Regions from separate parts of the Homo sapiens genome. Here region 2 is linked to region 1. The links are chromatin loops, found by intact Hi-C in ENCODE. Cell type or tissue: dorsolateral prefrontal cortex. All regions are shown on one strand. Each heading gives the region's core, and the rest is flanking DNA. Links, peaks and the distances in the headings are about the cores only. Region 1 overlaps ZMIZ1 (zinc finger MIZ-type containing 1). Region 2 overlaps ZMIZ1 (zinc finger MIZ-type containing 1).

Evidence for each region. A loop is a pair of places that touch in the nucleus more often than their neighbours do. Peaks named below come from ENCODE experiments on the same cell type or tissue, not always from the same donor. Only the 100,000 strongest peaks of a DNase experiment are listed, where the experiment ranks them.
Region 2: it touches region 1 in a loop (2.0-fold over the local background); 2 of 110 quality-filtered maps call a loop at or near these places.

Annotation. Positions count from the first base shown.
Region 1 is chr10:79,259,245-79,275,254 of GRCh38, reverse strand. All of the region lies in intron 7 of ZMIZ1 (zinc finger MIZ-type containing 1), which reads right to left. Among named protein-coding and RNA genes, the nearest start is that of PPIF, 80 kb to the left of the region's middle. RefSeq lists enhancers at 1-93, 94-965, 8,602-9,561, 9,928-9,977, 10,520-11,479 and 2 more and a cis regulatory region at 8,309-9,165. In dorsolateral prefrontal cortex, for the core only: no CTCF peak of the experiment used is centred there; a DNase peak (open chromatin) is centred at 8,484; H3K27ac peaks cover 7,424 bases.
Region 2 is chr10:79,195,234-79,211,243 of GRCh38, reverse strand. It overlaps ZMIZ1 (zinc finger MIZ-type containing 1), which reads right to left. Exons shown (of 25, transcript NM_020338.4): 5 at 9,552-9,660; 6 at 2,795-2,908. The coding sequence starts at 9,611. Among named protein-coding and RNA genes, the nearest start is that of ZMIZ1, 130 kb to the right of the region's middle. RefSeq lists enhancers at 746-1,620, 4,895-4,944, 9,260-9,760, 9,761-10,261, 15,350-15,439. In dorsolateral prefrontal cortex, for the core only: CTCF peaks have their summits at 7,206 and 8,532 (motif pointing right); DNase peaks (open chromatin) are centred at 4,503, 7,203 and 8,556; H3K27ac peaks cover 1,333 bases.

The sequences.
Region 1 (16,010 bases), core at 5,428-13,427:
ATGTGTGTCTGCACAGAAACCAACAAACACCCCTATGTGGGTGTCCAGCACACATGTGCTACAGCTGGAAAGGCAGCCTATTCGGGCAGGCCAGGACACACAAAAACGAGCCTCCAGCCCACTCCATCCTTCTCCCAGGCCCCTAGGTACCGCCTCTTGTGCGGGGGCACTGGGCATCTGGAAACTCATTTGCACGCCAAGCACGAGGCCCGCTGGATCGCAGTGACGGAGGGATCACTCCACTGCCAGCACAAAGGACGGCCACAGATGGTGCCGCCTGCTGCCCGCCCCACCCCTCGCAGCCCTCGCTCCTCCTGGGGGCTGGCCTGCCATGCAGGGGGCGGAGGCACCACAGGGGAATCAGGGCTTTCCTCCAATGTCACGGGCCACCCCCTGCTCAGCCAAGGACAGCCCTTGTCCTCCTGCCCCTAGTGGAGTGGTTTCCATAAAGGGAATAAAGGCAGGCTGGCTGCGTGACAGGGCCTTGCTGTACAGTCTGGCATGCCGCAAACAGGCGTGATATGTGGATCAGCCAGCCACAAAGGCCACTTTCTTACAACCAAGAGGTGGTGGGGGGATGGGGAGTCACCACCCCTCACCCCCGAGGCCGGTGAGCACAGAGGCCACGCTGGCAGCCGCATGCGGGGCAGTGGATGTTGTGCGTGTTCTCCTTATGGTGCAAACCAACACAAGTTGTTCTGAGGCAAACGTGGGTTAATGACAACACCCGGGAATTCGCAGCCAAAAAGAGAGTCTGGGCACTGTCGAGAGAACCAGGAGGGCTGACAGGGACAGACAGAGGCAGGCAGGGGATTACGCAAGGACAGACAGAGTGACACCAGCTGGGCGGGTGTCTGGGTGCGCCTGGCCAGTCACTCACACATCTGGACTGGGAAGTCTGTCTGCTCTAATTAGGCGGGGCTGGCCTGCATGCTTCTTTGACCTGCGTGCCTTTGGTCTGTGCACTTGCTAGAATGGCAAAAACAGTCCCAGGGTGAGTGGGAGAGACGGGAGGACCTGGTGTGGTGTGCGCAGAGCATACCAGGCAATGGGAGGGCAGTGTCAGTCCTGACCTGAGCCCCTCTGTGCTGCAGGCAGGGTCAAGAGTGCCTTCTACTGCCTAAGCAACCAACATGGCCAGCCTGTCCCTTGTCCTGTGGGCCCCACTTACCAGTGGTTAAGAGAGCTGGCCCCAAAGGCCCCTTTTTACACAGAGGTCCCCAATTTTCAAATTAAAATGGCAGCTAGGACCCAATGTCCCTTTCCCCCTTCATAAAATGCAGCTCGCTTGGGCCCAGGACAGCCTTGGCCAGTACATGTGACTGCCTCTCTCCCACAGACGGGTGACGATTGGCCTCCTGCCTGGTGCTCCCACGGCGGGAGGCCCACGTACACATCACTTGCACAGCTGTCAATGAATGCCATTAGACCCACGGCCACCCTCCAAGGGGCTAAGCAATTGGCAGTGAGATACTCCAAAGCCTGCCAAGGGGCGTGGAGAGGAATTGTAGCTCCACCCTGCAAACTTTTTGGGCCCCTTCCAATCTGGGGTGTCAACATGGGGAGGCCTTCTGCCTGTCAGAAACCAAGAAGCAGGGGCTGGGCGTGATGGCTCACACCTGTAATCACAGCAGTTTGGGAGGCTGAGGCGGGCAGATCACTTGAGGTCAGGAGTTCGAGACTAACCTTGCCAATATAATGAAATGCTGTCTCTACTAAAAATACAAAAATTAGCCAGGTGTGGTAGCCAGCGCCTCTAATCTCAGCTACTCGGGAGGCTGAGCAGAATTGCTTGACCTCGGGAGGTGGAGGCTGCAGTGATCTGAGATCGCGTCACTGCCCTCCAGCCTGGGCAACACAGCAAGACTCCATTCCCCTCCAAAAAGGAAAGAAAGAAAGAAAGAAAAAAGAAACCAAGAAGCAGGAGGGGCTGTTGGGAGCAGAGGTTCAGCCACAGAAAGGGGGTTAGGGTCAGGAGGGGGCCTGCAGAGCTGGCCACAGAGGCCCATGGGACCACCCCCCGTCAGCCAAGCTGACAGTACAGCTATGGCAGTACCCACTGCCCCCTCTCCTCCAGCAAGATCTCTGATGGGTAACAGCCTTCTTTGGGGGAGGAGAAATAGAGGCACAACCACCTGCAAATGCACTGCTTCTGACCCCTAAACAAATCCCCTCTCCCCCATCACCCAAGGCACCAGGTTCTTATCAAGCAGGTGCTGAGCTGGGTACAGGCACCCCAGAAACTGGGCTCTCAGGCTCCTCACCAAGCCCCATCCCCTGTCATCCTCTCCAGCCTGTCCAGGGGCTGGTGCCGAGGACCTTGGGGCCTTCCAGCTCACCTCATGGTGACCACAGCTGGGGCTGGGACAGCAGCAGGGAATCATCCCAGACTCGAACTGCCAATGCTGAGCCTTAATCCAGACTTCCAAGCACTCCTCAAATGTCTCAGCGTAAAACGTAAAAGCACGCACCACCCAACTCGTCTAAAGTGAACCCACTGAGCTCCCCTCACCTCTCCAAACTGCATCCTTGTGACCAGACTCCCTCACCTCGATCCATTCTAACCTACAGTACCAAGGTGTTCTATCACTCACCCAACGTTCATTCAACAACTGGCTGCTGAGCACCTTGTGTGTTCTGGAGGTACTGCGGTGAAGCAGGCGAGGCTAGCACTCCTGCTGAAACCGCACATGGCCCCCACTGCTGAGTCCAAACCACTTAAGATGACGTGCAAAGCTCCGCAGGCTGGGAGGACGCCTTGGCGCTCATCTCTCCTGACCTCAGCTGGCAGCTACAACCCTGTGGTTCAGGGTAAGGGACTCCGAAAGTCTGGATTCGATTCGAAACCTCATTCCCTTCACACCTACGTGACCTTAGGCAAACAGTACAATCTCTCTGGGCTTCGGTTTATCTGCCAAATGTTAATGCTTACTCTTTAGGGTTATTGTGCTATTTTTTTTCTTTTTTTTTTGAGACAGTCTTGTTCTGTCACCCAGGCTGGAGTGCAGTGGTGCGATCTTGGCTCACTGCAACATCTGCCTCCCGGATTCAAGCGATTCTTGTGCCTCAGCATCCCGAGTAGCTGGGACTACAGTTGTGCACCATCACGCCTGGCTAATTTTGTGTGTGTGTATATATATATATTTTTGGTAGAGATGGAGTTTTGCCATGTTGGCCAGGCTGGTTTCGAACTCCTGGCTTCAAGTGATCCACCCACCTCGGCCTCCCAAAGTACTTGGATTACAGGCATAAGCCACTGAGCCCAGCCTTACTGTGCTATCGAATGACACTAACACCTACAAAGTGTTTAAAAGTGTCTGGCATGTAGTTAGCACGAAGAGCCTCTCAGCGCCGTGTGTGCTCTGCTTGTAGCAGGCAAGAAAGAGCCTTCCAGACAGAAGGTGGTCTCTTATTCGTAAGCCCCCTCTGCCCAGCAGGCTCCAGGCCCACCTCTCTATGCGCCAGCCCCACAAGACACCCTGCAATTTCATGCCTCTTTCCTTATAGAACTTGCACTTCTTTAAGGCTCATCTCTAATGGTGCTTCCTCCAGTTTCCCATCTATAAAATGGGTTTAACAGGAGCTGCCTGCTTCACTGGATATGGGGTGTAAATTAGTGTTGCAAGCCAACCCCTGTGATATCCAAGTAGAAGCCAGCAAGTGTGCAGGGTGGGCGGAGGGCCAAGGACCCTCACCAATCCCTGCAACCCCATATCCAACTCCGCATCCCAGAACACTGTGAAGGCTGCTGAGGCATAGCCTGAAACCAACACCCAAGACCTGATCCCAGTTGTCTGTTACTGTGTGACACCTTGAGCAAGTGACTTAACCTTCCTGCACCCCAGTTTCCTCATCTCCTAGGGTAGCCATATGGATGGGACCGCGTTACCTCCATGAAGCCCAGGGGAGCCAGGCACACAAATCCCTGCATATGCTCATTACACCACGATTGGTGTTTCTGCCTCGCTCAGTAGAGAAGAGAACAACAGGATGGTCCTGGGACTTTGCATCTCTGCTTCTGATCACATAGCAGAGGGTGAGACAAAGGGCCTGGGCAGGCACGAAGCTCCAGAAGTTCATGGAGATGGTGGGGGCCCTGAGTAGATGAGCAGGCCTGTGTGCTCATCTGGCACACATGTTGCACAGGGCCCCTTCCCCCTGCCTCCTTCTGAGCCGCCTAGGGGTAGAATGAGGACATCGAGTGTCCTGCTCTGAGATGCAGGAAGCAAAAATCAATTCCCCATTTGGAGGCAGCTGTGCCTCTGCTTCAGCTGGTGGCAAGGCGCCGGTGGCCCTGGAGGGAAGGCATTACTTCTTCTTTCCCTAGGACACCCCATGGGACTCCCACAGCAACCCCTCAATAGTGGCCATCTTTTGTGGGGGTAGTGGGGACAGTTCCCCAGGATCCAGAACAGCCCAAGACCCAGACCCAGCCTCTCCCATGACCCCCTCTAGGGCCCTGGCTTTTAGTAGATAAGATCCAGATAGTCACTGCCACATCCGCAGGGAAGCAGCAGCCCTGAGGGGCCAGCAGAAGGGAGAGTTGACCTCAGCAGAAGCGACAGTTGACCTCATGCTCCTGTTGCCTATGCTAGTCTTTGTAGCGTCTCCAGGAAGCCACGGGGACACCAGGGTTCCCACTCCACACCAGCCGTGACTTAACCAAGATCACTGACAAGCAACACGTGTCCTCCAGTGGCGCTGTGCCATAGTATGATCGGCGGCGCATTCTTCCTTCTTAGTGGCATGTGAAATAGTGGTGTGTGCGACCAGGGCTGGTATCTTCTATAAATGGGACCCAGTGGATATGTCTAAGGGCCCTGCACCAGCTGCACCCAAGGATGCTATGGCGAAGGCAGCACCAACACTAGCCAGTGACCCTGTGGTCACTCATCTAAAACAGAAAAGGGAGTGAACAAGCACTGGCTCTGAGGATCAGAAGGGGACCAGGCAGGAAGGCACCGAGGAAGAGCCAGCTTCCCAACATCTGCTTCCCCAAGACCTTTCCAGCAACTCCCCTGTAGCCAGCAGCCCCCATACTGTCTGTCCGTTAGGGGGAAAAAATGAAACCAGATGTCGGGTGAGGCAGGCCTGAGTGAGGATGCCGGGGCAGCTGGTCCTGGCTTGCTCAGGCGTGCCCTCCCCAGGGGCAGTGACAGGCCCTGTATTTGCCCCTGTACCTGTAGCTCCTAGCAGCACAGACGCCCAGGACTGGCTGACCAAATGAGGAGGTGAGAGGCAGAGGAGTGCAGCCCTAGTTCAGGAATCGCCTGAGTGCCAGGTGAGGAGGGTGGATCTACATGTACTGTTCAGACAGGCCGAGTGACCAGCCTTTGTTAGCATCGATCGGGTCGGGTGTCACGGGGAGCAGGTACGCTCACCTGGGCACCTGGGAAAGGCTTCCTCGCCAGGCTGCACTTGGCTTGAAAAGGAGCAAGAAAGCAGAGGCAGCCACAGCAGCCATAGGGAAAGAGGCGCTCCTGATGGAGCCAGGCAAGGGGAGGTGCGGACAGTGAGAAGCCTGGGATGCTTGCTCCTGGTAAGATCTGGCGGTCAGGAATGGATGACAGCAGCAGTGGGGTGCAGGGGGAGGCTGGGAGGGATGAAAGGCCATCTGGAGAAGGGAACAGAAGCCTGGATGTATGGCTGGGCGGGAGAGTCATCGAACACACTGCAGCCTGGGGAAGCCACACGCAAAATGAAACAAAGGCCTAAGTATCAAAGAGCATCTTAGCAGCTAAAAGGCTGCTGGAGAACAGAGAAAGTGTGTGTGTGTGTGTGTGTGTGTGTGTGTGTGTTGGGGGGAGGTGTTGGGAGGGGTGCTTCTGAGACCCAGGAGACCCCCAGGGATGGGGCAGCACTCAGAGGGGCCCAGGAAGAGGCCTGCGAAGCAATGGCAGCAGCATCTTGAAGCAGGGCCCTCTCATCCTCAAACCATGCCCTGGCAGGTGGCAAGTGGGATTCATGATTCCAATAAAAATATGAATGATACATTTTCAGATGCTTCCATCCCATGAGCTTACAAAAGGCCACACAAGACCCTCTGAAGTAGCAGCAGCAGTGAGAGTGGCGCCACTCCGCAGCGGGGGAGACTGGGCATGGGAGCTGCAGGGGCTTGCCTGTTGAGTCAGGGGCAGGAGAGCCAGGCCCCCACACTGGTCCTCACACTCTCCCCTCTGACATGTCGCAAGTTCCTGCTCCCACATCCACTAGAATCCCAGGGAGCACCTCGAGCTGCCTCAGGAAGACGGGCCCCTCCCTGTCCCACCCGCTGGTCACCACATCCTGATGATCTTTGCAGTCTGTTCCCTTTGCTCCTTGCCTGCTCCAATCCAATCACCTTCTGCAGCCCTGCCGGTTCTCCTCTGAATTATGACAACAGCATCCTGTCATTCCTCTCCATCTCCAAACCTGCCTCCTGCCAACCTGCCCTCTGCAACGCGGTCAGAGGACTTCTTCCACCCATGCATTCTGATTACCTCTTTCCAATCTGTATCCCCAGAGGCTGCACAGGGCCTGGTAGATGGCAGTTGCTTGATGGATGCAGACACGAATCTTGGGCCACACTACCCAGGGGAATGCCATGGTGCTCCGTAGCGACAGCATGAGCCCCTGGGGCCACGATCGGATTTGGGGGCTTCACTTCTACAACCCTGGCACCCAGCACGGCGTTTAGCACATGCTATGCAGCCAACAGATGACTAACACACTGACATGAATCACAGCTAGAAATAACCCAATATGCTGAGACGACTGGGAAGGAAGGACAGACACTGAGACCCGGACAACTGGAGCAGCATCTGTGACCAGGCGCTCAGCGGCCTTTAAACCTACCAGCAGCTCCCCATTCCTGGGGGCAGGAAACCAGCTTCAGAAACAGGGTTCTGAAAGGAATCTCATCACGAATGTGTCCAGAGACTGGTGCTGTCCTCAAATAAAACCTACAACTGAGTCACATGACACATGTTTCATGACATGCACAGCCACCCCAGTCACGGGGAACAGGAGGCAAGCAGTTCACAGCAGCAACAGTTCATACAGCGTGGGGGCCAGCCACAGCCCTGGTCGTCCTCTGCTCAGGGGCCGGCGCTGCTGTTCATGTTAGTGAGATGTTCCCAGCATCTCACCCAGGGCTCCCTGGAGATAGTGCTGCTCCTTCTGCTCCTGGGCCCAGGCCGTGCTCCCCTACCCTCTGATCCTCCTCTTTCAGCTCCCAAACACAGGGTCCTGGGACCGGGGAAGCCTGGGAGTTCAAGGCAATGGGGTCTCCTGAATATCCCTGGGACCCCAAGTTCTATAGCCATGCACAGAAAAGAAGTGGTGGTGAGGGCTTGGGAGGGGCGGGAGAGTGCAGCAGACACAGGGGTTTGAGTCAACACGGGCCTGGACTCCTCATCAAATCTCTAAAATGGACAGACACTAAGAGGAACCTCTCCTGCTCACTGGCCTGGTGTGAGGAACCATGAGGTGAAGGAAGGGCCCCTTTGTCAACACAAGTGAGAGACGGCCCATCTCACACCAGAGTCCCACCTGGAAACCAAAAGCAGTAATATGCTGTCTCCTGCCTCCAGGAGGCAGAGTGACCAAGAACACAAGCTCTGGAGCCAGGCTGCCTGGGTTCAAATCCCAGCTCAGCCACGTAGCAGCTGTGTGATCTTGGGTAAGTTACTTTAGCTCTCTGTGCTTTGGTTTTCCCTTCTGCAAAATGGGGATAATAAGTAGCACCTACCACCTAAATTACCATGAGGATTAAGTAAGTTACTATACATAGAATGTTGGTACAATACCAGGCATGTAGAAAGCATTACATGGGAATAAACTGTTAGCAGTGTTGCTGTAGTATACATGTTCCCTTGGGATGCAGAGGGTGCTCCATTTCTCCACCTAAGTACTGTAGAAAATTGCTCAAATAAAATACAATTTCTTTCACCCATCTCCAAGAAAATCATGCAGATGCTCAGGAGTGCCCAGCCTCACACCACCCCTTCACACTGGGTGCTCCCTGGGGCAGACAGTGCCCCCTTCCCTACTGGACTGGGTGCTCCCCTAGCACCCAACTGTGCCCACATCCAGACACCCCAGGCCCTCACAGGGCCACCCCGACAGGCACTCATTTCTGACTCTGCTCTCAGGCCAAGCAGTGCCAGGAGGCTGGTCTAGGCAGACCCCTTCCTCCTCTGGAGTGTGTGGGTACAGGGGCTGGGGGGACTTTGCAGCTGTCCTCTCCACAATAGGAGGCCTGGGCGGTGGGCAGAGCCCAAGCCCCTCCTCAGCCCCATTCCACTGTGTCCAGAAGGAGGTGGGAGACGGGCAGGAACTAGGATTCCTACTCTGGCTGATTTACTCAAAGCAGGAATGAGTGGTCTGACTCATGAGCCCTGAGAACAGAACTAGCCGCAGAATTGTTACTCTGCCCGGCTGGAGGCTGGGGCTCTGGGGCTGGACTTCCTGCCTGTAGACCCGTCACTGCTGGGTGCCCCAGAAATAGGAAAAGGGGCCTCCTCCCTGCCAGCTCTCTTGGGTCATCTCCCAGGAGGAAATAGCACAGGAAGCACATGACCACAGAGACTCACAGTCCTCGGACCGGGGGCAGTGACTACTGGGCCCCAGGAGACCAGGGTTGGCTCTAGCGAGACCACCGCACCATCAGTGCAGCCTCAGGGCCATGTGTGTGCTTCTGTAAGATGGGGCACCCCTTCTGGCCCGACTCACCCTGCTGTGGATGAGGATCTAACCGGGCCGTGGGAGCACACAACCTTTTGGTTCTCCCAGCCGTGTGGTTCTTCCTACTTCATTCAAACCTCCCAAGACCCAATTAGGACCCTGCCAAGGATTACACTACCTGTATTTTACAAAAGGGAAATCCAGGCCCAAGAAGGGGTGATTCAAACAGTCACTCCACAGGACAACGGCCCCGCCCACTGCTGGTACGCGAAGGCCCCACTTTCATGCCCATAATTCTGTGACATCATGTCTGAGAGCAGGCATATCCCCAGGAGACAGCTCTGTGCCTCCTGCCTGCCTCCCACTCCTAAGACTTGGTGCCAACCCCAGCTTCTTGAACCTCCTGTGTGACTGTGGGCAACTTCCTCCCGTCTCTGGCCACATGTAAAAGACAGGGGGTGGGCACTGCTCTCTGAAGTCTGTGGCCCCCTGAATCAGCCCTGGCCTCCAAGTGGGGTCACGTTTCTCAGGGCGCAGGCCAGTCTTGACCTTGCATGACTTCTTCTCAATCTTGCAGGTGATATGGGGTGAGCTGTCTGTCTGCACACTTGGGGTGGACTGCCTCTCCACACCGCTAGCAGGGATTACAGATGGAAGGGGCTCCAGAGAGCTCACCCTGTTGGGCTGCTCCGTTGATCAAGGCCAAAGCCCAGAGAGTAGAGTGGATTCGCTGAGGTCAAACAGCCGATGCTTGCAGGACTCTGAGGGTGACAGGGTCCTAGGAGAGTGGATGGGTGGGGAGCACCCTGTGGTCTCAGCTGCTGGGGCTGCTGAGGGGCTAGGCCTTCTCCTTGGTTATAGAAAACATCACTTCTGGGGCATTGTGAGTTGGACTCTGGTGACCCTGACAGCTGACCCCTGGAACCTACATCAGAGAGGTTTTCCTTGGGGGAAAATCTCAGTCTCCGGCAGACTGATGGTATTGCTGCCTCAGCACCATCAGTAGCAAGCTGAACTGAGTTTCAGCTCCTCCTGAGTTTTCTAGATCATTCCCATGTTCTGCTCCCTGTACCTCTATCACCATCACTTGTGGGTAAGAAAGGCCAAAAAAAAAAAAAAAAAGAAAAGAAAAAAAAGGAGTTGTCTGCTGGCGCTTGGGCTGCGAGTGACCCTGTCCGTCTCTGCTGCCCCCACCCCCGGTCCCCACACAAGCTGAAGCCCTGTGCATAGGGAGGACTGGCTAGTTGGGTGGTGCAGGTGGCCTGGGATCTGCAAGCAGGCTCCCGGCCCAGCTCACCCTGCCCTACCTGCTTCCCTGTGCTGGGCAGGTCCTGCCTTCTCAGGTCCTGTGGTCCAGTCTGGCCTGAGAGAGGGCCTACAGCCTGTCCCTCCCTCTAGGAACACTCCTCGCACGCCCGCCCCCTCTCCCCAAGGGCTGCCCGGGTTGTCAGGAGCTGGGAACTGGGAGCCTCGAGGCGTGTGAACTCACCCTGGGAACTGAACTCCAGGGAACCTCAGAGCCGTCAGGGCTAGTTTTGTCAGTGCTGTTTCCCAAACCGGTTTGGCCATGCCTCACCCAGTGGAGGCTGGGCAGGATGCATGGACCCAGGATAAGACGCCAGACTAAAACCCCAGCCCAGAAAATTCCCTGCCACCTCACACTATCATCTCTAACTCAGGGGCCATCAAAGACATCCCAAAACAAGCTCAAGAGGGTGTTGTCCACAGAAAGGGAATGCCCCCCTTTCTTTTTGGGGGTACCCCAATAAATGCTTCTGCAAAGTGCCCCCTTAGTCCTACCATGCACTTTTAGCTGAGAACAGCTCACAGGAGCTGTCACCATGTACTGTGCCCTTGTGAGGGGCTGGCTCACATTTCCTCGTTCCTCAGACCCTCACAAGCCCCTCCGGAGGTGGGGTAGTCACAGGTCACAGCCCCTATCTTGGAGAAACTAGATACTGTGCCTCAGTGCACACCTGAGTATGTGGCAGGCCAGGGCCAAGGCTGGCCTCTGTCATCTTACCCTAGGGATAAAAATTTGCTGGCGGCAGGGCAATGGCGGAGGAGCTCTAGACCACCTCAGTAGGAAATTAGGTAGCACTAATAGCAAAGCAAGCGTGCTGGAGAGGGGAGAGGTGCCCTGAGAAGGGGATGGGTGGTTACAGTCCCTGCATTCAGGGCCCCAGCAATGGGCCTCAGTCCTCCCTCCCCCAGCAATAGATTGAGGCCAAGAGGTACCCAAGAATGCACCAGTGTCCGTGGTGAGGCGTGAGTGCCAAATGCCTCTCGACCTCCATTTTGCTCCAAGGACCTCTGGGCAGGAGAGAGGCAAGCTCAAGAGGCAAGGTGACAAGGTCAGCCTGCGCAGGGAGGTGAGGAGGCAGTCCCCAGGCTGGCCTGGGTCAACAGTCCCACTCCATCTGCAAGGTGAGAACTGAGCCACACCCGCATGCCCAGGAACCACGGAGCCTGCACTCCAGCTCTCATTCCAGCAGGAGCCACCCTGAGCGCCTGCTTTCCATTCCGCATGTAATTTTTCCTCGGGGCTAAACATCACTGCCCGTTGCTGGCTCTCAGGGAGATGGAAGGGTAAGGAGGGGTTATGTGAATCAATTTCTTCCCTGCATAATTTACTTTTCTGAGGAGGTCCCCTCCTTACCCTTCCCAGGTGGGTGTAGGCAGTTTAGCTGTGTCCTCTCCCACCCAGCATAAGAAGAAGTGGTTGGAGTGAGGCTGGGCCTTCCCTAGGGTCAAAAAGACCCTGGGGTCTACACATCATGGCTGTCCGGACTTCACAGACGGCAAGAGACCATGTGTTTGAGCACCGAGAGACCTTGTCATGTACTCCCTTGATTTGATTTGACCTCAACCCTTAGTGTCCAATTCCAAGCCCTTGGTTTTTCCTGCCAGTGACAACCCCCAGGACCTCTCAAGTGGCTTCATTCCACCCAGCCTGGGCTCATGAATCCAGAGTATGGGCTCTGTCCTGGGGGCCCGGTGCTGACACTAAGCCTTGGGGAGGTGGTGAGCCTAGGGCATCACTGTTTATTACAAAGAAAACACCCACAAATCTTCCCAAACCTGAAGAGTGACTCAGGAGACCTGTGCCGTGGTAACAAGGGGCAGGAGAGGAACTGAGATGGGCTGCGCTTTGCTGGGTGACTCTGCTGACCAGACTCTACCATCTCACCTCCAACCATTTGCACCCCCGACTCCACCCCACCCTTCCCTGCTTACAGTGCCTGACTGACTTGGTTAATTGCCAAGACTCTCAGGTTCCTGATGCAAGAAACTCAGAAGGCTATTCGTTCCTCTAACTCTGAGCTAGTGCACCTGAGGTCTAAACCCTGCAAAGACCGAAGCCACGAGGTCAGGCTCCACGCCAGCTGTGACCACTCTGGAAACACGTGTTGTAAGCTCAGGAGCGCATGGCACCATCTCTGTCACTGCGCCACTGCGCTGGCGCATGCAGTGGTACTTACGCGCTCCCTTCTGACCCTGTGCTATGGGAGATGACAACCTTCAGATGGGTTCTCGACCCAAAACCTGTTGTAGGGTTTTCCCTCTTATCCATTCATCCAGCAGAAGCAGCTGACGGCTGGCACATTTCATGTTTCTACGTCTTGACTTCCTAATCGGTCGTTCCATTCCTTTTCCGAGAAACCCAGAGTATGGAGGCTTGACAGCCCTGGAAATCACATATGCCTGGCTGTTATTAAACCTCTCCAAGTCCCCAGCAGATTGCCCAGTGGATGCCCACTGGCTGCCCAAACACCAGACTGGTCTCCATTCATTGCTCTGGGCCCTCCTTCCCAGCTGCAGGGGTCCCTGTGCATTCTGGAGAATACATGTCACTCTTTTAGCATGCTAGCTACCGGTTTTAGTCGTGCACAAGCACACGCCGTTCAAGACAACCTGAGATAGGGACTGAATTTATAGAACACTGAGGGGAGGGAGGAAATGAGAGAATTTCTCTTTTTGTAGAAGATTCTTTACCTGATGAAATGGTTCTCTGTGAGGTTTCTTTAAATATCCAGTTGCCTTGTTGCAATGAAAATCAAAATGGTTTATAAGAATGCCATTTACATCTGGTGCTTCCTGGCTGCACCTGTTACTCAGTGTAACACACTTGGGGTGATGTCTGGATGGTGCGGTCCCAGAGCAGGGCTGAATGATTCACTGCAGCCTGGATCTCCAGGCCAGGGATTCTCAATCTTGCCCATGCATTAGAATAATCTGGAAGGCTTGTTAAAACACATGCATGTTGGGCTCCACCCCCAGTGGGGTTTCTGATTCAGTGGGTCTGGGGTGGAGCCAACGAATACATTTCTAGCCAGGTCTCAGGTGCTGCTGATGCTGCTGACCTGGGGACCCCACTTTGAGAACCACTGCTCGAGACCAAGGGATGAGCTCAGTGCCTGCAAGATGCAGGTGCTCTGTTACTCCATGAACAAGATGAGGGGGGAAACATTCTTTTCTCTCCCCTTCTGGGTTCAGGACATAAGCAAGTTCTTAGGGCCAGCAGAAGCATGTGCTTGGCAAACGTTCGCTGATACTGCTGTGGACCTCCCCTGACCTTTGCATTCAAAGCTCTGGAGATTTGACCCTGAGCTCTCTCTCCCTGGCCTATGAGACAGGAGAAAGGACTCTTACAAGGGTGTCAGGCACATGGAGCCCTGGCTTTATCTACTAGTTATGAACTATGTGATCTTGGCAGGCGTGTGCACCTTGGTTTCTTTGCCTGCATGCAAACCTATCTCACCTCGGTGCTCTAAAGGTGTAACAAGGTAACCTTGACAGTGGCTATGGATGGAGAACTTGATTCAGACCAGGCACTGTTCTGAGCACTTTGCATGTGTGGTCTAATTAAAGCTTCTACTCTGAGAGGGCATTGTTGTCCCCTGCCCGGCATCTCTCAGCAACACCACTTGCTGGTGTCCCTCAGCCCTCTGCCTTGGAGCCTGCTTCACAGAGTGGCTGTAAGAACTGAACTAGGTCCTGCAGGCTCCGCCTCACTGCCGGCTCTAGGAAGCAGCCCCAGGTAGGCGAGGGACAGACAGCAGCCTGGGCCATCTGCAGTTCAGGCCAGGCTCCCTGTTTCTCTTCCAGAGCAGCTGGGGGAGGGAGCCGTCATTTGTTTAGGCCTCTGCAGTGTTTAATCAGCACGCAGCTCTCTCCCTCCTCCCCCTCCAGCGCCTGCTCTCTCCCTGCAGAAAACAGCTCTCTGCCTTCTGCCTCTGATGGAGGCCATGAAAAATTAACACGGAATGTAGGGAGAGGGAAGGGAACACCGGGTAGGGAGGGGCATTGGAGCTGGGTGACCAGCTGGCCTGAGCTGAGCGCGCACCAGTTGGGCAAGCACGAACTGGATGGGCCTCTGAGGGGCCGGCCGGGTCAAAAACCCGACCACCCGGCGGGGCCACAGGGTCTTTCATGACGCTCAGCCTGGGGGTCTGGAGCACATCCAACTACCCTTGGGGGAGCCGGAGTGCAGAGTCTGGGCCTTTCTGGGGTCTCGAACCCCTGGAGAATCTGAAGACAGGGATACAGTCTCTCTCTGCCCTGAAGAGAGCCAGGTCATGCAGGGACGTGTCCTCGGGAAGGTCAGCTGCAGGCTAGGCAGAAATGAGACACGCCTCCTTTCTCTGTTCATTTTCCTGACAATCCTGTGGAGACAACTACCCTGATTTGATAGGAGGAAACTAGTGTTCAGAGAGGTTAAGAAAACCTGCCCAAGGACAACCAGCGAAAACAGCAGAGTGGGATCTATTTAGTTTTAATTAATACAATTACTTTTCATTTACATAAGTACTACACAAATCCATTCTCCTTATAAAGCTAATGTTTCCCCAGCCTCCAAACCCAGTTTCCCCATCACATCCGATGATTCCACCTCACCGTTCCATTTCTTCACTTTGAAATGCTATTTTGAAGAAGTAATTAGAAATATACAGAAGCCGAATAAAAGGCGTGCATTGAAAAACAGTCTCCTTGACGCCTCCCTGTTGCCATTCCTTCCAAAGGGGAACCACTGCTGGTGGCTTTGGGTTTTTCCTTCCAGGGTTATTCTATCCTTGGCACCTACCAGAGACTTTGCCACCTCTGCCTGGAAGGTTCTCGTCCTGGACAGCCACGTGATTCACTCACCCCCTCATCCTCATGCAGCCAGAGTTTCCCTGACCTGACCGTTTATGAATTGTCGTACCTCCCCACCACCGACTCCCTCTATTTTCCTCCCCTGCCTCATTGTTCTTCAGAGCACCTATCACCACCTGCTTTTAAAGTCCTGATTCCCCTCCCTCCATGCTGGAACAAAAGCTCTACCAGGGCTAGGGTTCCCATGTGCTACATTCGCCAGCACATCCCCAGTGCCTAGAACAATACCTGGCACACAGGTGACAATTAACACTGATGGAAGGCAGGGCACTGCAGGTACACAAAGCCTGGCAGAGTATGCATGCTGTTTTGAACTCAAACTCACTGTCACGCCTGTGCCTCTTTCATCTTTTGTCTCTTGCTAGGACACAGCCTAGTCTGGGGCACACAGCAGACGCTCAGAGCTCAGAATGACCAGACCGGAAACGTGACCCTTACCTCACACCACAGACCAACAAAAAGTCGAGGGGAGTGGAGAGAGGGGGAGCAAAACAACATACTGTCTAGAAGGTGACAGAGGAAAGGCTGGGCGCGGTGGCTTACACCTGTAATCCCAGCACTTTTGGAGGCCAAGGCAGGCAGATCACTTGAGGTCAGGACTTTGAGACCAGCTTGGCCAACATGGTGAAACCCTGTCTCTACTAAAAATACAAAATTAGCAGGGCGTGGTGTGAGCCTGTAATCCCAGCTACTGGGGAGGCTGAGGCAGGAGAATCACTTGAACCTGGGAGGCAGAAGTTGCAGTGAGCTGAGATTGCACCACTGCACTCCAGCCTGGGCAACTGAGTGAGACACCACCTCAAAAAAAAAAAAAAAAGAAGGTGATAGAGAATATCTTCATGATCTGGGGTTTGGGGAAATTCTCAAGAAACACAAGCACTAAGCATTAGGGAAACTTGATAAATTTTCCTATGGAAGAATGTCCTGCATCCCAAAATACCCCATTAATGGAGTGAGAAGCACAGGGTGAGGGTGAGTCTGCATGGAACAGAAGAAGCCACACGGTGCACGATGAAGCCCTGTTGAAGGGTTCTGGGGAGTTGGGCTCCTCAAGACTGTGCAGCGACCCAGGAAGGCTTCTCAGGAGAGGCAGAAGGTGACTCCCTCCCACTCCTCCCCTAGGTCTGGCCTCCTCTCTCTTCTCCTCCATGAAAAACCAGAGGCTTTAAGACAGACAGGAGAGCTCCAGC
Region 2 (16,010 bases), core at 2,857-10,856, 61 kb after region 1:
GTGGCCTTGTTTGTAAAATGGGAGTGGTGACTCCCTGCCCACCTCAAAGGGTCTTTACAAGGATCCAAAGAGACAGTGGCTAGGGAAAATACCCTGAGCACTGAAGTGTCGTTTATGACAATCCCCACTACCCGCCACCAAGCCCCTTCAAGCTGCTGGCTCTACTGAGCTCTAAGGGAAGCTAGACTCAGGTCTCTGCAGCTGTGGCCAGGCTGCAGGAGTGGGGGCCATTCCACTAGGTACATGCCTTACACTGGAGGCAGGGAACAGAGGCCCAGGAGAGTGGGCACTGTCTATGCAGCCTCTCCTGCCATGGATTCCTCTCTGTCCAGCCAGATCTCATGAGGCCCTCTCTGGGCTCCCTCCTCCAGGAAGCCCTCCATGATCCCTCCATCCTGCCCTCAAAAGATGCTCCCTTCAGAGCTCCTGCCCCCATACAAATCATAGCCCATCACTCTCCTGCTGACAACCCTTCAAGGGCTCCCCATTGCCCTCCAAATAATGCCCAGACTTTCGCTTGGCCTGTGGGCCCTGTGTTAGCTGCTTTACACCTCCTTCCTCTGCCTCATCTCACATGCTTCTCCCTTCCCTGGGCTCCAGCCACCTGAGCCTTCTTTCTGTTCATGAACACAGCAAGCCTCAGGGCCTTTGCATTAGCAGTTCCCTCTGCCTGGAGCACCCTGCTCTCTCATCCTCCCAAGGAGGTCAACTCCTCAGGAGACATTTCCTGCCCTGTACCCTTGCCCCTTCTCCCAGAGCTCTGGCATATGTCCCTGTTTGCTCCTTTGTGGGTTCAATGTCAGGCTCCCCCTGGCAGGCCAGCCCCTTGACAATGGTCCCTCTGGGGCCCAGCACAGGGCCTGTCCCCCAACAAGAGCCCAGTGAATGTTCATGAATGAACGCATGGACAAGAGGACCGAGGCAGAGCCAGTTCCTGGTCCATCCAGGCCGGTGAGGGCCACTCTCTGATTCAGTCTCAAGTCCCCACATCCTAGATAGACAGGGTCAGGCTCGGGGCAATGTGCTGGAGACTGTGGCAGCCTGGCTGGACACACGTCACACAAGGTTCCCACCTCCTCCATCCTCTGCTGGGGTAGAAGTGAGGGAGCCTCTGGCAACATCTGTCCCTGCCCACATGGCTTAGCCTGGAACCAGATCCCCACAAAGAGGATTAGGGGGCTGGGGGGGCGGAGGGAGAAGGGGATCCCATGGGCTGAAGGATGAGGAAGACTGGGCAGTGCAGGTGGCTGCTCGATTTGGCCCGGTGGCCTGAGGGAGCCAGATGGTGCTGGCTTCTGACAAGCTGAGCAGCCCCAGGAGGGTCCTGGCTGCATCCCTGTCTGGCATCCCTAATGGCCAAGGGCATCCCCTCTGAAGACAGGCAGGCCTCGGCTGTAATCCCAGGCCCACCTCTAAGGCTGTGCGCCCTTGGGAAGTCAGTTAAAAGTCTCAGTTTCCTCCTCTGTAAAATGTGGGGGAGGGTTGCAGGCCAAGCTCACTGAGGGGATTTGGTGGGATGGTGTATTCTGTGGGCCGGCTCCCTGCCAGGCACAGAACAGATGCTTTGTCACGATAGCCGTGTTGCCGCTATTTCTTCCTCTCCAGGCCAAGGCCATGTGGGCCTTTTGTCTCCTTCCAGCTTTTCAGGAAGCCTGGTGCCCGTGGGCCATGCCCGCTGTTCCCGCCTGGCCAGACATCCTCTCCCAGCCTCAGGATAGGCGGGCTCCCCTGCCATCTGTTTACCCACATTCCTTTCAAAGTGGACTCAGGGCCTTCTGAGCAGCTGCCCTCCCTGGTCATCACACATATGGACACAGGCCACATGGCTGGGGACATTCTCAAGCTTCGAGTGACTTCCATGGGGCCCTGTTGGCTGGCAAGCTCCTTAGCCTGGCCGATCATACCACAAACTCTGGACCTGGCCTCTGCCCAGCTTGCAGCCTCGACCCTTCCTGTTCTCTGGGTTCCATCGGGTGTGTGGCCTTTTGCAGATGCTGTTCCATGTGCCCCAAGCACTCCTGCCCCCTCTGCTGCTTGTGCCCCGAGCACTCCTGCCCCCTCTGCTGCTTGTGCCCCGAGCACTCCTGCCCCTCTGCTGCTTTGCAGACTCCTGCCCATGGAGGGTAGCTCCTTTCCTCAGTTTTATGCACCCTGCCCCGCCACCCAGCCAGTTCAGGATTCCCTTCCCTGTGCTGCCTTCACTGTGGACATGATTTTCTCAGTCACTTCTTTACACATCTGCCTCCTCCGCTACAGAGGAAACCAGGCTCGGTGAAGCCTTATTCATCTTCAGTTTCCCTGGACTTAGCAGAGGGATCATACATGATCAATGAGAGATCAATGCTCATTTGGTTAGACGGATGGATGTAAGAGGGGCTCAATCAATGCTTACCTGAATGGATGGATGATGACAAAAGAAGCTCCATACATGTTTGCTAAGTGAATGAATGAATGAATGACTGGATAAAAAATGGCTGAAAACCCTTTGAGAGTTTCTCTACTGTGCTTATGATGGAACAGTGACCTGCAAAGTGAACACTGCGTCTTTCTCATCAAGTGTGGGAACCCACACAATCCCTAGGGACTGTGCCTCCTCATCAACTCCAGGTCCCCTGAGGGTGTGCACGTGGGGGACACACCAAATAGGGCCATCCCCCCAGCACCAGTGTCTTCCCAGCTCTCTCACTGGTGTCACCTCCCAATGTCTGACAACCTCTCTGAAACCTGGACAGGCACGCTAGCACTCAGCTGACCTTCCTGGGCAGGAATGCAGGCGGACAGGGTGCAGACTCACCGTCAAACAGCCCATCAGGCTCTGCTCGAAGGGCCGCTGGAAGGCCCGTGGGTCTCCGCACCAGTCCAGCAGCTCCGTGGCGGCATTGTGGAAGTTGGCAGGATTCTGTAAGTGCTGTGGGAAAGGAAAAGGAGGCGGCTGAGGCTCCAAGAGTGAGGGTAGCACAGGCAGCGTGTGGGGGTCTGGGGTGGGAAGAACCCAGCCTCACTGGGGAGGAGGTTCACAGAAAGGGGTAAAGGGGTAGCTGGGATCAGTAAGTTTCCTCATGCTCGATTTCACACCCTGTGCTCGGCATGCCTGCTCCCACCCCCCCCCACCCCCACCTCCACCCCACCTCCCCGATCCACCTCCACTCCACCCCCACCACCTCCACCCCCACCCTCACCTCCACCTCTACCCCCATCCCCACCCCAGTGGATTAGTAGCCCCATTGCAAAGACAGGAAAACCAAGGTCTAGAGAAGGCTGGTGACTAATAGCAGAGTGCTTTCTGGATGCTGGTGGGGGTGGCGGAAGGTGATCCCTGCAGGGTTCCGGGAGTTCTCCCTCCCTGATCCAGGACAGGTTGGCCCTGGAGATTCCTTCCTGACTGCCCAGCCACCGCCATCAAAGCCCAGGACTGGGCTCCCACCAGCTCTGGCTTTGGAGCCTGCTCTGCCCTAGCCACATAAGGTGATGGGTTGGGGGAGGCCACAGCCAGCTGGGAGGGTGAAGGAAGCACACGTGCCTGTACTGTCCTCACACTAGGGGCTGCTGTGTGTGACGTACTGGGCCCTGCCTGGGTCCGCTCAGAGGCTGCTGGCATGGTTGGGGAAGTCAGCCTGAGCTCAGGCCCCTGCCAGGCAGAGTCTGAGTCGATGGAGACTGAATTCTGGTGCCAGGGTGCTGGGCCTCCTGGTTCCGCTTCAGGCCCAGGCTGCAGGGCTGGTGGGGTGGGTGAGGTGCAAAGCAAAGGGGTGGTTCCCATGCCCCCCTTCACTCTTATCCGTCTCCTCAGGCCCTCTGAGTTGGGTACTGAGTCCAGGAGACAAAAGATGTGGCTAGGAGCAAGGAGCAGATTAGGGGCAAAGGTGAGATTCTGGGATGGGGCTCTGGCCCAATTTGGCTGTAACTGACTGTGTCCTCCTGAAGGACCCCTGGAGGGTGTCCACAGCACAGGAGTGTGAACCACTGCAGAGATGATGGCACCTCCTGAGGTCCCATTGCCTTGGTACTGGGAGAAACAACAGAACAGGAGCCACCCAGGGCAGTCCCTCCATTCGACCTGCAGCATGAGCCTGCCCCAGCGCCAGGGCAGGGAGGGGCCTAGGAGCCGCAGGGCCCAGAATTGGCAGGGGAGCTACGGGAATCCACACTCTGCCTTCACCCACTTTCAACCACTGACGTAGGATGGTCCCCTCAGCTCCCTGAGCCTCAGTAGCCTCATCTGTAAAATGGGGATATGACAGAACATGACTTGGTGGTGGGGTTTTATTTCTTTCGCTTAAGGTTCCGTGACTGTTGCTACAATGTAGTTCATGCGAGGCAAGGTATTTAAAAATGGGTGGAGGAAAGTGAAATGAAGGAGAATGTCCTCCTTCCATGGAAGTAAAGGGAGAGAAAGAGATGTAGGAGAGAAAGAGGGCAGGCAAGCAGCAACAAAGCCCTCCATCACGGGGCCGCAGTGAGGCTTAAACAAGATGAGGCTTATACAGCCCCTGGCAAAGTGCCTGGCGCGTGGGGTGCTCCCATGTGGGGCTGCCCTTGGCCCTGACTCTGTCTCCCAAAGGCTCTCCTGGAAGTACAGCTGCATGTGGCCGCTCTCAGCCCTGGCTCCTTCTGCAAAGGCAGTGCTCCCTGCATTTGAATTGTGTGAGACAGGAGTAATTTCAACATACAGAAACAAGCCCTTTGAGAGGGCAGCGGCGGGTCCTCACCTCTGCCTCCTGTGCCCTTTCTCTAAAGCATGCCCCTCAGAGGCCACAGGTGGTATCTAGGCTGCACGTGGAAAGCCATGCAAATCAGCTGATTCCTGCCCACCAGCCACCCCTGCTAACCGAGTTGTTCTGTTTATTTCAGTGATGTCACACCAAATTAGCAGGGGCAGGAGCCACTGCATGCTGCCTCAGAGCTGCCTGCCCCCAGCTGGTCACAGCACCCCACTTTGGGGCTCTGGGTGCAGGGGTAGCCTCTGAGGTCCATCTCAGAGGCCCAGTCTGGTTCTGGCACCCGAGTGCCCAGCCTTCAGTATCTCACCAGCGTTCAGAGCTCACCCCAGACAGCTTGTGTGGCCTGTAGGCTGTGGGTACACCTCATTGCTGAAGAAAACATCAAGTGTCCCCTTTGCTGGCTTTTTTTTTTTTTTGGACAGGGTCTCATTCTGTCACCCAGGCTGGGGGGTAGTGGTGCGATCATAGCTCACTGCAGCTTCAATCTCCTGGGCTCAAGTGATCCTCCCACTTCAGCTTCCCAAGTAGCTTGGATTACTGGTGTGCACCACCATGCCTGGCTACTTTTTGTTGTTGTTGTTAATTTTTAACAGAGACGACGTCTTGCTATGTTGCCCAGGCTGGTCTTAAACTCCTGAGCTCAAGCAGTCCTCCTACCACCGTCTCCCAAAGTGCTGGGAATACAATGATGGCTACTGTGCAGCTCTTTGGCCTTGGTCAAGCCCCCTCCCCTCTCTGTGCCCTTGTCACCTATTTCAACCAAGAGGTGACTGAAGTGCACAGAGAGACAAAGTGATCTAGTGAGATAAGCAGAACAGACATGGTCCAAACCCCGTCTCAGCTGCTGAGCCATGCAGCCCAGGAGACATTGCTGCACATCAGACCCTCATCTGTGAAACGGGGTAGTGATGGCATTCAGGGCTGCCGCAAAGTTGAGAAACGACAAGGAACTCATTACAGAGCAGGAGCCCAGGGAAAGACTGCTACTGCTGTTGATGCCAGGGCCCCTCCACGGTTCTCTGTTTCTCTTTTGAGCCTCCTGAGGGGAGAAACAGCCTCCTGTTCACCTCTGGAACCCCAAAGGCTGGCACAAGGCTGAACCCCATGGGAAATGATTGGGGAGCAGTTAACTGTCCAAAGGATGGTGAGCCTGCTGTGTAGGCCAGCAACATGGCCACTGCAGAATGAGCCCCAGTGGGAGGTGGAGGGAGGGGCCAGGGCAGGGCAGGGGTGAGCTTGGCCAGCCGTTGATGGGCTGGGGATGGGAGCACATGTTTGAATCATAGGCAGAGGCCTCCCTAATTATGGCTGTTACTGGACACTAGTACTCTGTCCCCCATCAGAAAGCCTGCCCATCTCTATAATTCCTCAGAAGAGTTGGGCTATATCCAATGCCATTGAGTCTGCTGGGGCAGGAACAGGGCACACCAATGCCTTGAAATGATGAATTCATCTTATCAATCCATCTGTCCACCAGTCCATCTGTGAATCAAGTGATTCATCCATTCATCCATCTATGCGTGTATCCATCCATCCATCCATCCATCCATCCTAAATGAATCAATTCATCCATCTGTCTCCTTGCCAGCCCACCCATTCATCCATTCACCACTTTATCCACCACTCATCCATCCCTTCATTCATCTACCTATCTACCCATTCATCCAGAAGTTAATTTATCCAGTCACCCACCTATCTGTTCATTCATCTATTTATCCATTCATCATCTATACACGTCCACCCACCCACCCATCTAACTATCTGCCCATATGTCCATCCATCCATTCTCTTATGTATCCATCTATCAGTCCACCCCTCTCCTCAGCCCACCTAAAATAGCTGGGCCCCACTCTGAGCTGGATGCTATGCTAGACTCTGTGATTTTGAGATGAATATGGCATGTCCTTTGCCCCCAAGGAGCTCAACCTGGTGGGAGACCTGATGTATTCCTACAGGGCCCATAGCTCCAGAGAGACAGAGCAGAGTAGGTGAGACAGCTGGGTGCCCAGGAAGTGTTCAAGCTCAGGGATGGGGTACAGATGCTCAGAAGGGCCCCTGGGGTTCAGGGCAGCTGCTGAGCAGGAATGAGCTGATTTGCAGGGCTCTCCATGTAGAGCTGGGATGTGGCAGTGATCTCTGAGAAGGGCATGTTGCAGAGAGGGAGCACTGGTTCTCCCAGTACCAAGAGGCTGAGAAGGGGCAAAGGCAGCTTAGATAGAGGCTGTGAGGGGACATGGGCAGCAGGGTGCAGAGGGTGGGGGTTGGTGAACGCCAGCAAAGGCTACAACCAAGGTGAGGGCAGGAAGGGAAGGCTGTGTGGAGAGGTGAGCCCCTACCAGCCTGAGGTCTGCACAGCTCGTCATCTCAGCTCGTGCACACATGCTTGCCTTTCTCTTCTGATTAGGTTACAGGATGCCTGAGAATCAACAGTCCCCAGCCAGCCGAGGCTGACTTCTAGGGCAGCTGTGGAGCAGACAGATGTCAGCACTGAGCTGTGTCTGACCGGAGATGTGGGAGGAGGGGCATGGAGCACGTAGGGAGCTCTGGATGGCCCAGGGGGCATCTGGGCACACTCACAAATGCGCCACTGCCTGGCTCAAAAGCAGAGCCCTCTGTGTGTGTGCACGCATGTGTGTGCCGGGGCAGGTGAGGGAGGGTGGTGTGGGCTCTGGCATGTGCTGGTTGAATGTGAATTAATTATGATGCCCATTTTATAGATGAAGGGAAGTGAAGCGGCAACTTAAGGCTGCATAGTTTGTAAGCGACGGAATGGTGACTGAGCTGTGTGCCATGCTGTGAGGGGCTTCTGGTGGGCCTCTGCCCAAGATGGACCCAGGGAGGGCCAAAGAAGTCAGGTGCACCCTGACCCCTGGTGATACGGAGCTAGGTGCCAAGAGGAAAGAGGCTGAGAGCAGGTCTCGGCAGGAGTGGTGTGCCTGCCATGCAGAGGGTCCCATGCACAGGAGGCATGAGCATTCCATTGGAGGGCGGGGCCCCTGCCAGCTGAGCCAAGGGTGGGAGAAACGGAGTGAAAGGTAGAGCTAGGAAAGAGCCCTGCAGAACCCTGAGTGGGAGGAGGGAGTGTGGGGGAGGAGGGAGTCTTGGCGTCTGGTTTCTATTCTGCCACGGTGAACAGAGGCGTGTAATTGGCGTTTGGGAGAGCCATTTGGGCTGGGTTCAATCTGTAACAAGCCTTCTTCAATTTCCTCTCCACATACCCTGCATAGACTTTAAGATTCCTCTGCTCGATGCTAATAAGAAGACACACAACCCTCGTTCTCGAGGAACAGCCTCAGTTCCACTGGGCAGGCACCTTGGGGAGGCTCCGTCTGGGTCCTGGCCCTCAAGGAGGGAAGGCTGGGTGGGTAGGGGGCTGTGAGTTCTGCCTGGCGGAAGCCCAGGGGCCAGCAGCCCATGCTGGTTGCCTGAGCTTCCTGCTAAGCTGGCCTAGGCCAGGGGCCTGAGCCCCAGCACTCCCTTCCCTGTCACTGACATACTGAGGACAATGGACACCACACACCAGGGCTGGGCTACGTGCATCACCCACAACATCCTCACAGCATCCTACGAGGTAGGCCCCATTTGACAAATGGGGAAGCTGAGGCTCAGAGAAATGGAGGACTAGCTTGAGATCTCACCATGGGTCCATAAAGGAATGAGCACTTGGGTCCAAGGCGTCTGACACCAAAGCCCATGCCCCTCTCACTGTACCTGGTCCTTCCTGGAGTGAATAACATTCGTGGGTCTGTGCAGGGAAGCTGCCAGCCTGGGCAGTGGGAGCTGGGCCCAGCAGGTGGGCACGTCACTCCTGGCCACCGCTTGGGGGCGCCCCTGTGAAAGGTTCCCCACCTCCCGGCAGTCCAAATAGGGGAACTCCTGGGCAGCTTGCCTCTTGGGCTTGGTATGAGCTTCAGCAGGGTGGGGACCATGGCACTCACTGGAATTAGGTCTTCCCAGCACCAGAGGGGCTGAGTGGACTCAGGCTACCCACTTCCCCTCTCTGTACTTGTTTCCTTTCCTGTAAAATGATATGATTTCCTAGGACCTCTTGTCTTGTGGCTTTTTTTTTCTTTTTTTAAAAAATACAGATGGGGTCTCACTATGTTGCCCAGGCTGGTTTCAAATTCTTGGCTTCAAGTGATCCTCCTCCCTTAGCCTCCCAAAGCGCTGAGATTACAGGTGTGAATCACTGGGTCCAGCCTATAATGGGTTCTTATTTTTAAATAAATTAGTAAATATTTTTAAATTTTCTCAGCTTTAATTTCTTTTCTTTCTTTCTCCCTCCTTCCTTCCTTCTTTCTTTCTTTCTTTTTTTTTTTTTTTTTTTTTTTTTCTGAGACAGGGTCTTGCTATGTTACCCAGGCTGGGCTCGAACAATCTTCCTACCTTGGCCTCTCAAAGTTCTGGGATTACAGGCGTAAGCTGCCACACCCAGCCTGTGACTTTTTTTTTTTTTTTTTTTTTTTGAGAACGACTGGAGCAAAGGGGCAGGGAGCTTAGTTCTAGGGAGGGAGGTGGTGGGAGAGAGATGGAAGTGCCAGGTGCATCACTACATCCTTGCACATAAACAGAGCCCAGAGAGGCCACAACACTGGCCCAACGTCACACAGCTGGGAAGGGTGTGGAAAGGGACAGGGCAGCATTGGCACTGAAACCCAGGCATGTGATTCCAGCATTAGGCTGGTCAGTGCCAGCATGCCAATAACGGCCTCGATAGGTAGGTGGTCAGGAGGCCCTGCCATCGTCTCCAGCCAGAACCCACCAGATGCCCTGCTGCTGCAGCCCGCCCCATCTGCCCCGCCCTCGGAGTGTGCCTTGCCCCACACCCACCTGCTTGATGCACTGCAGTCGGTCATTGGTCTGCTGGATGTGCCTGTCCATAGAATTCATTCTGGCCGTTTCACTAGGTTCTACCCGAGAGCCATGAACGTTGTCCAGCCTGCGAAGAGAAAGGAGAGGTTGTCACTGGATCACGCCAGGCCTGCCAACCTTGAGCAGCCTCCCAACTGCCCTCTGGCCACAACACTGGCAGGTTCCAGAGTCCTTTGCTGGGCCCTGTGGGGCTGCACCTGGGGTACCCCACTGGGCTGAGGGCAGGAAATGCTTCTGGGTGCTTTCCATGTGTGGCACATGTGAGCACTGGGCAGGCATGCCCACCAGGGGATAAGGAACTGCACATGCAGGTGCACACATTTCTTCTCTTTTCTTTTTTTTGAGATGGAGTTTTGCTCTTGTCACCTAGGCTGGAGTGCAATGGCGCGATCTCGGCTCATTGCAACCTCTGCCTCCCAGGTTCAAGCGATTCTCCTGCCTCAGCCTCCTGAGTAGCTGGGAATACAGGTGTCTACCACCACACCCGGCTAATTTTTGTATTTTTAGTGGAGACGGAGTTTCACCATGTTGGCCAGGCTGGTCTCGAACTCCTGACCTCAGGTGATCCGCCCACCTCAGGCTCCCAAAGTGCTGGGATTACAGGTGTGAGCCACCACGCCCAGCCAGGTGCACACATTTCTGTATGCGCATGTGTGTTTTGGGTGGTGGAGGGGGTGGCAATTCCCCTTGGATTCCTGGTTCAGGGCTTGGCCCACGTGTGTGTGTGTACGTGTGTATGTGTGTGTGTGTTCATACATGTGCATGCAGGGGGACCTTCCCATATGACGACCCTCAGTGCACATGCACATGCACATGTGCTCTGAGTGGAGATCTCAGGTGGCATCTGCCCTCCCCCAGTCCCTCAGGCTTTGAGTTGTTCATAATTTACAAACCACTCACAACTCTGTTGTTTTCACTTTGCCCTCCTGGAAAAGGAGGATAAGAATGAGCACCACACCCATTTTCTAGATAAAGAAACTGAGGCTGAGAGACAGAAAGGGAAAAGCCAGGGTGGCACATCAAGTGGTGTCTGAGCCCACACCAGGAGCCAGGGTTCCTGACTGCCAGCCCGCGGTTTCCACTGTGCAAGGCTGACAGTGCGGGTGCAGGGATGGCTTGGCACTAGGCTCACCCTTCCTGAAGTGCAGGAGAAGGGAGTGCTCAGGGCCATTAGCATGAATGGGACTTCCCTCTGGATGACAGAGCTAAGTGGAGGAAGCTCCTTCGGCTCGAAAAAGCCCTGGGAGTCCCCAGGCCGCTCCAGGGAGGCCACACAGCAAAGGCGGGGATCTAGGTAGAGAGAGGAAGGACTGTACAGCCCTAGTCCACCCACTGTTAGGGGTCCAGGTCCTTGGGCCAAGGCAGAAGACTGCCCGCTGCCAGTTCGATTTGCCCTCCTGCCCCCAGTGGACAGTTCAGGCTGCAGACACTTGGATCACACCCAGGGTGCTGGACAGGAGACCTGGGGCCCTAAGCCTTCCCTGCTACTCTGTCGCACTCCCCACTAAAGACCCCTCATCTCTGGCCATGTCAGCCAGGACTTTTCACGTGCTGGACACCTGCATTCTCTCCTTTCCTTTTCACACACACTCTCTAAGGCCAGGATCATCTCCATTTTAGAGATGAGGAAACTGAGGCCCCAGATGTGCCAAGTCCTCGCAGCTGGTGGAAGTGTAGGTTGTGTCTGCCTGCCTGTCTGCCTGTCTGCCTTCTACACACGCTTGTTGAGGGACCCAACACCATTGCCTGGCCCCAGCCTTTGGAAGAAAGTCCTGTTCCTCCTCCAATTGCTTTAAAGGATGTGTAGCTCTTGGTGCAATTCTCATTGCTCCATGTGTGTCTGAACAGGTAATTCATTTGCATGGTTCAAAAATCAGAAAGTCCACAAAGATATCGAGTCCTGGGTCCAGACCCCGTCCCCAGTCCCCTGGTGCCCTTTCTAGGAGAACCAGTGCCATCAGTCCCCCTTCTGGAGAGTCTCATCTAGAAGCAAATATCTACACACACTATTTCTTGCCACATTTTTAAAAACATAAAATAATAACATTCTATACACATTATTTGGATGTTGCTTTCTTTTCCCCCCTCTTGATGATACATCTCAAAGTTTATTCCACATCAAGACACAAAGAACTTTTTTTTTTTGAGATGGAGTTTCACTTTGTCGCCCAGGCTGGAGTGCAGTGGCGCAATCTTGGCTCACTGTAACCTCTGCCTCCCAGGTTCAAGCGATTCTCCAGCCTCAGCATCCCAAGTAGCTGGGGCCACAGGTGCTGCCACTATGCCTGGCTAATTTTTTGTATTTTTAGCAGAGACGGGGTTTCACTGTGTTAGCCAGGATGGTCTCAATCTCCTGATCTCGTGATTCCCCTGCCTCGGCCTCCCAAAGTGCTGAGATTACAGGTGTGAGCCACCACGCCTGGCCACCTTTTCATTTTTTAATGGCCGCACAGTATTCCTAGGTATGATGAAGCATTATCCAACTAACATCTGCCCATCGCCCCCTGCCAGGTGCTGTTCTAAGGCTTGAGCCCTCAGACAAGGCCCCTCTGCTCTGGGGGCTCACACTCCAGCCTGAAACGAGGGACCCTGAAGCTTTTTCCAATTTTTTTTTTTTTGAGACTGAGTCTCGCTCTGTTGCCCAGGCGGAGTGCAATGGCGTGATCTTGGCTCACTGCAGCCTCCGCCTCCCAGGTTCAAGTGATTCTCCTGCCTTAGCTTCCCAAGTAGCTGGGATTACAGGCGCCTGCCACCACGCCTGGCTAATTTTTATATTTTTAATAGAGATGGGGTTTCACCATACTGGCCAGGCTGGTCTCGAACTCCCGACCTCAGGCAATCTGCCCACCTCGGCCCCCCAAAGTGCTGGGATTACAGGCGTGAGCGACTGCGCCCGGCTCCAAATTTTTATCATTGCAGTGCTGCAGGAATAACCGTTCACATCGGCACATCACACGTGTGTGAATTAGTCTAGAGAACATAGGCTCAGAAGTGGAGTTGCTGGGTCATCTGGGAATTTGTATTTTTGATAAGTGCTTTCTGGAGCTCTACAGCAAGAAGGGGAAAGTGGGGGTTGTACCCATATTTATTTCTTCCACCCTCACCCTGCCAACCATCCCTCCATTCATCCCACCCACCACCTATCACACATGTCACACCCTGAAGCCCAATTTCTCCACCCATCATTTATCTATCGAAATACCTGCCTGGGGAAGGAGGAGGGGGGTGAGGGAGCATCCAAAAAGAAAATTTAAAAATAAATAAGTAACAATAATAAAAACAAATGCCCGCCTGTTCACCTGTCTACTCATCCACTCAAACATCTTTAGTCTCCACTTGCTCATCTGTACATGCTTCTTCTCTCCAAGAAATGCTTTTTTGTTTGTTTGTTTGTTTTTGAGACAGAGTCTGTCGCCCAGGCTGGAGTGCAGTGGCGTGATCTCCACTCACTGCAAGCTCTGCCTCCCGGGTTCACGCCATTCTCCTGCCTCAGCCTCCCGAGTAGCTGGGACTACAGGCGCCCACCACCACGTCCGGCTAGTTTTTTGTATTTTTAGTAGAGATGGGGTTTCACCATGTTAGCCAGGATGGTCTCGATCTCTTGATCTCGTGATCCACCCATCTCAGCCTCCAAAAGTGCTGGGATTACAGGCGTGAGCCACCACACCTGGCCAAAATGCTTTTTAATAACGACACTGTGCGGGGTCCTAGGCCAGATGGGTTGGGCGTGCGGAGATTAAAATGAAATCATTTTCTTGTGTTCAAGGAACTCTTGGTCCAAGCCCACATTTACCTACTAGATGACCATGTGCTGAGCTCCTCCTATGAGTCAGGTACTGGTCCAGGCACAGCACAGATAAGAAAATGTAGTTACATCCCCATTTTACAGATGAAGAAACTAAGGCTTGGAGGTTACAGCTTGTTGGATAGGAGCCAGCTCTAGAATCCTGGCTTTCCCTTTACAGTTTTTACTCTTGAACAGGTCCTGGGGAGGGGACAGGGTACAGGTGTGTGTGTGTGTGTGTGTGTGTGTGTGTGTATGTGTGTGTGTGTGTATGGTCTGGGTTGGCAGGGGCGTAATCAGGGCAGCTCCGCTTGCTACTTCTGTAGGTCACCCAAGCGGGAGCTGTATTTGTCCTCCTGAGTTTACCCACACAGACCCTCAGCCAGCATCCACATGACAAAGGCTCCTGGGGTCAGGGACAAACCATGGTGTGGAAGACAAGGACACAGAGAGCCCAGAGCAGGAGCAAGACAGTGCCACCTTCAGCAAGGCCATCTCAGTTCCTGGTGCCAGGCCCCATCAGAGCCAAAGGACCCTGGTGGTCTCCCAGGCACCATGTGATACCCATGCGGCAGTGAAGGCCTGGGTCCCACGTGGGGGCATGGGTGAACACTGGTAGCCAGGGTTCCAATAGAGAATTCAACTTTCACAGCCAGCCAGGACAGGGAGACCCATCCCACAAAGGCCTGGGTTGGCTCAGCTCCTAGCTGGAGGAGACAGAAGAGAAGTACAAAGAAACCTCATGCCCGGCAGGCCTTCATCCTGCTGTCGGCAGGCCACTGCCCACCAGGACAAAGGGCCACCGGTGGCCCAGGCAGCCAGCAGGGGGCGCTGTTGACAAACCTAAGTGACCTGGGGGCCAGACCTGCACACTGTGGAGGTTCCAGGTGTGCTTCCAGGCCCTCCGTCCTCTCCCTCACTCCAGTGAGCACCCAGGTGTCCCCAGCCAGGATGGACTTCGAGTGGGCTTCTCTGGTTTCCTGGCCTTGGTTTCCCCATCTGCAGAACAGGATGCTGCAGAGGGGCAAGTCAGTGACCCATAAGGGTCTACCTCTCAAGAGGAACTTTCTCCTGACATTGTGTCCGGGGGCAGAGCCCGGTGGGCCTTGATAAATGCTTGTTGCCTGGAAGCCCCAAGCAGGCACAGGAGCTTAGATCCACCCAGCTGGCGACCACAGGGCTCAGAGGCAGTTCTTTTCTGTTTAGTCATAGCGGGGGCCCAGGTCCTGCTTTAAGAAGTTAACAGCAAACTGGGAGATGGGACTGTCCACCTTCGGGCTGGCCCCACGTGGGGTCACGGGCAGTCTTGTCTGGAGGCCGGCGGCTGGACTGAACTGGCTTCTGGACAGAAAGATTCCTGGAATATTAAGGGCCGAAGGTGCTTTCAGGTCCCCTATCTACCCGCTCTGCCTCAACTGGTTTTACTCTGAGGAGCCTGGGGCCCATCAGTGTTTTGTTCAAGGCCAAGGGGCACTGGGCTGGGTCCAGGTCCCAGGGGGGCTTTGCTCCCAGGCAGGGCTGCAGCTCACAGGAACCGAGGGGTGAGTGTCTGGGCTTGCAACACCTGTGAGACCCAAGGGTGGGTAGATGGATGGCAGGAGGGACATCGCAGACCACAGGGACAGCGCTGTGTCCTGTGTTTCTTAATAAAAGAACAAATGGCTAGCGGATTATGGAGGCACCTACAGGTGAGGTGACATTTTTAAACTGTTGAGGTCAATGATGGAGAACTGCGGTTACTAACCCCAGGAATGGAGGAGATGGAGGCTCCAGTCTCTGGAGTAAAAGGGTCAAAGGCCTAGAGAGCAAAGGGTCTCAGGCATAAAGAGAGGAAGGGTGCGCTGAGGGAGGCATGCAAGAGACAGCTTGTTGAGGGGCAGGCTGGGATCTTCCATTTGTTCTACACCTGCTATGTTCAGGCACCAGGCCAGGCCCTATGCAGTGCTAATTTTCTTCATCCTTAAAAGGCTCAGAGAGGTGAAGCAAATTGCCCAAGGTGACACAGCCGGAAAGCTGCTGGGCTGAGATTCAAACCCTCTACCTTTCCAGCTGTTAATGTGCTGTTCTTTGCACTCCCCATGACTGGCAGTCAGAGCTTCCTGGTAGTCCCCACCTCCGGCTGTGACTGGGCCCCAGGAGATGACCTTCTTGTTCCACCCAACCTGCCCAAATCCAGTCACTTACATCACTGGGCTCCCTGCACACCGGCCACCTTTGGGAGGTGACACGCACCTGGTGGCCAGCAGAGGTCGCCCTTCGCCACAAGAGCGCCACTCAGCTGGGCCGCTGCCTCCGCCTCCGGGCTCCTGGACTCCTTTAAGCCTTTACAAGTCGCTACAAATCCTCCGTGGCTGCAGCTCTATAGCCGGAGAGGCCGGGCTCCCGCCCAACAGATCACTGTCGGCCTGGCCCCAGGTGCACCCGTGGCCTCAGCCCTTCCTACTGCCCCTGAATGGGGGGTGAGACCAAGCAGGCTACCCCCATCCCGGCTCAGGACCCCCGCCATGTCTCCTGGTCAGAGCAGCCAGGAGCCATGCAAAGCTAATCAGCATGGGGGATCAGGACCCTGCTTTGCTGAGTGAATAGGGCAGAGAGCTGGACCTCCATTTCGCTGTCTGCAAAGCACAGGATCG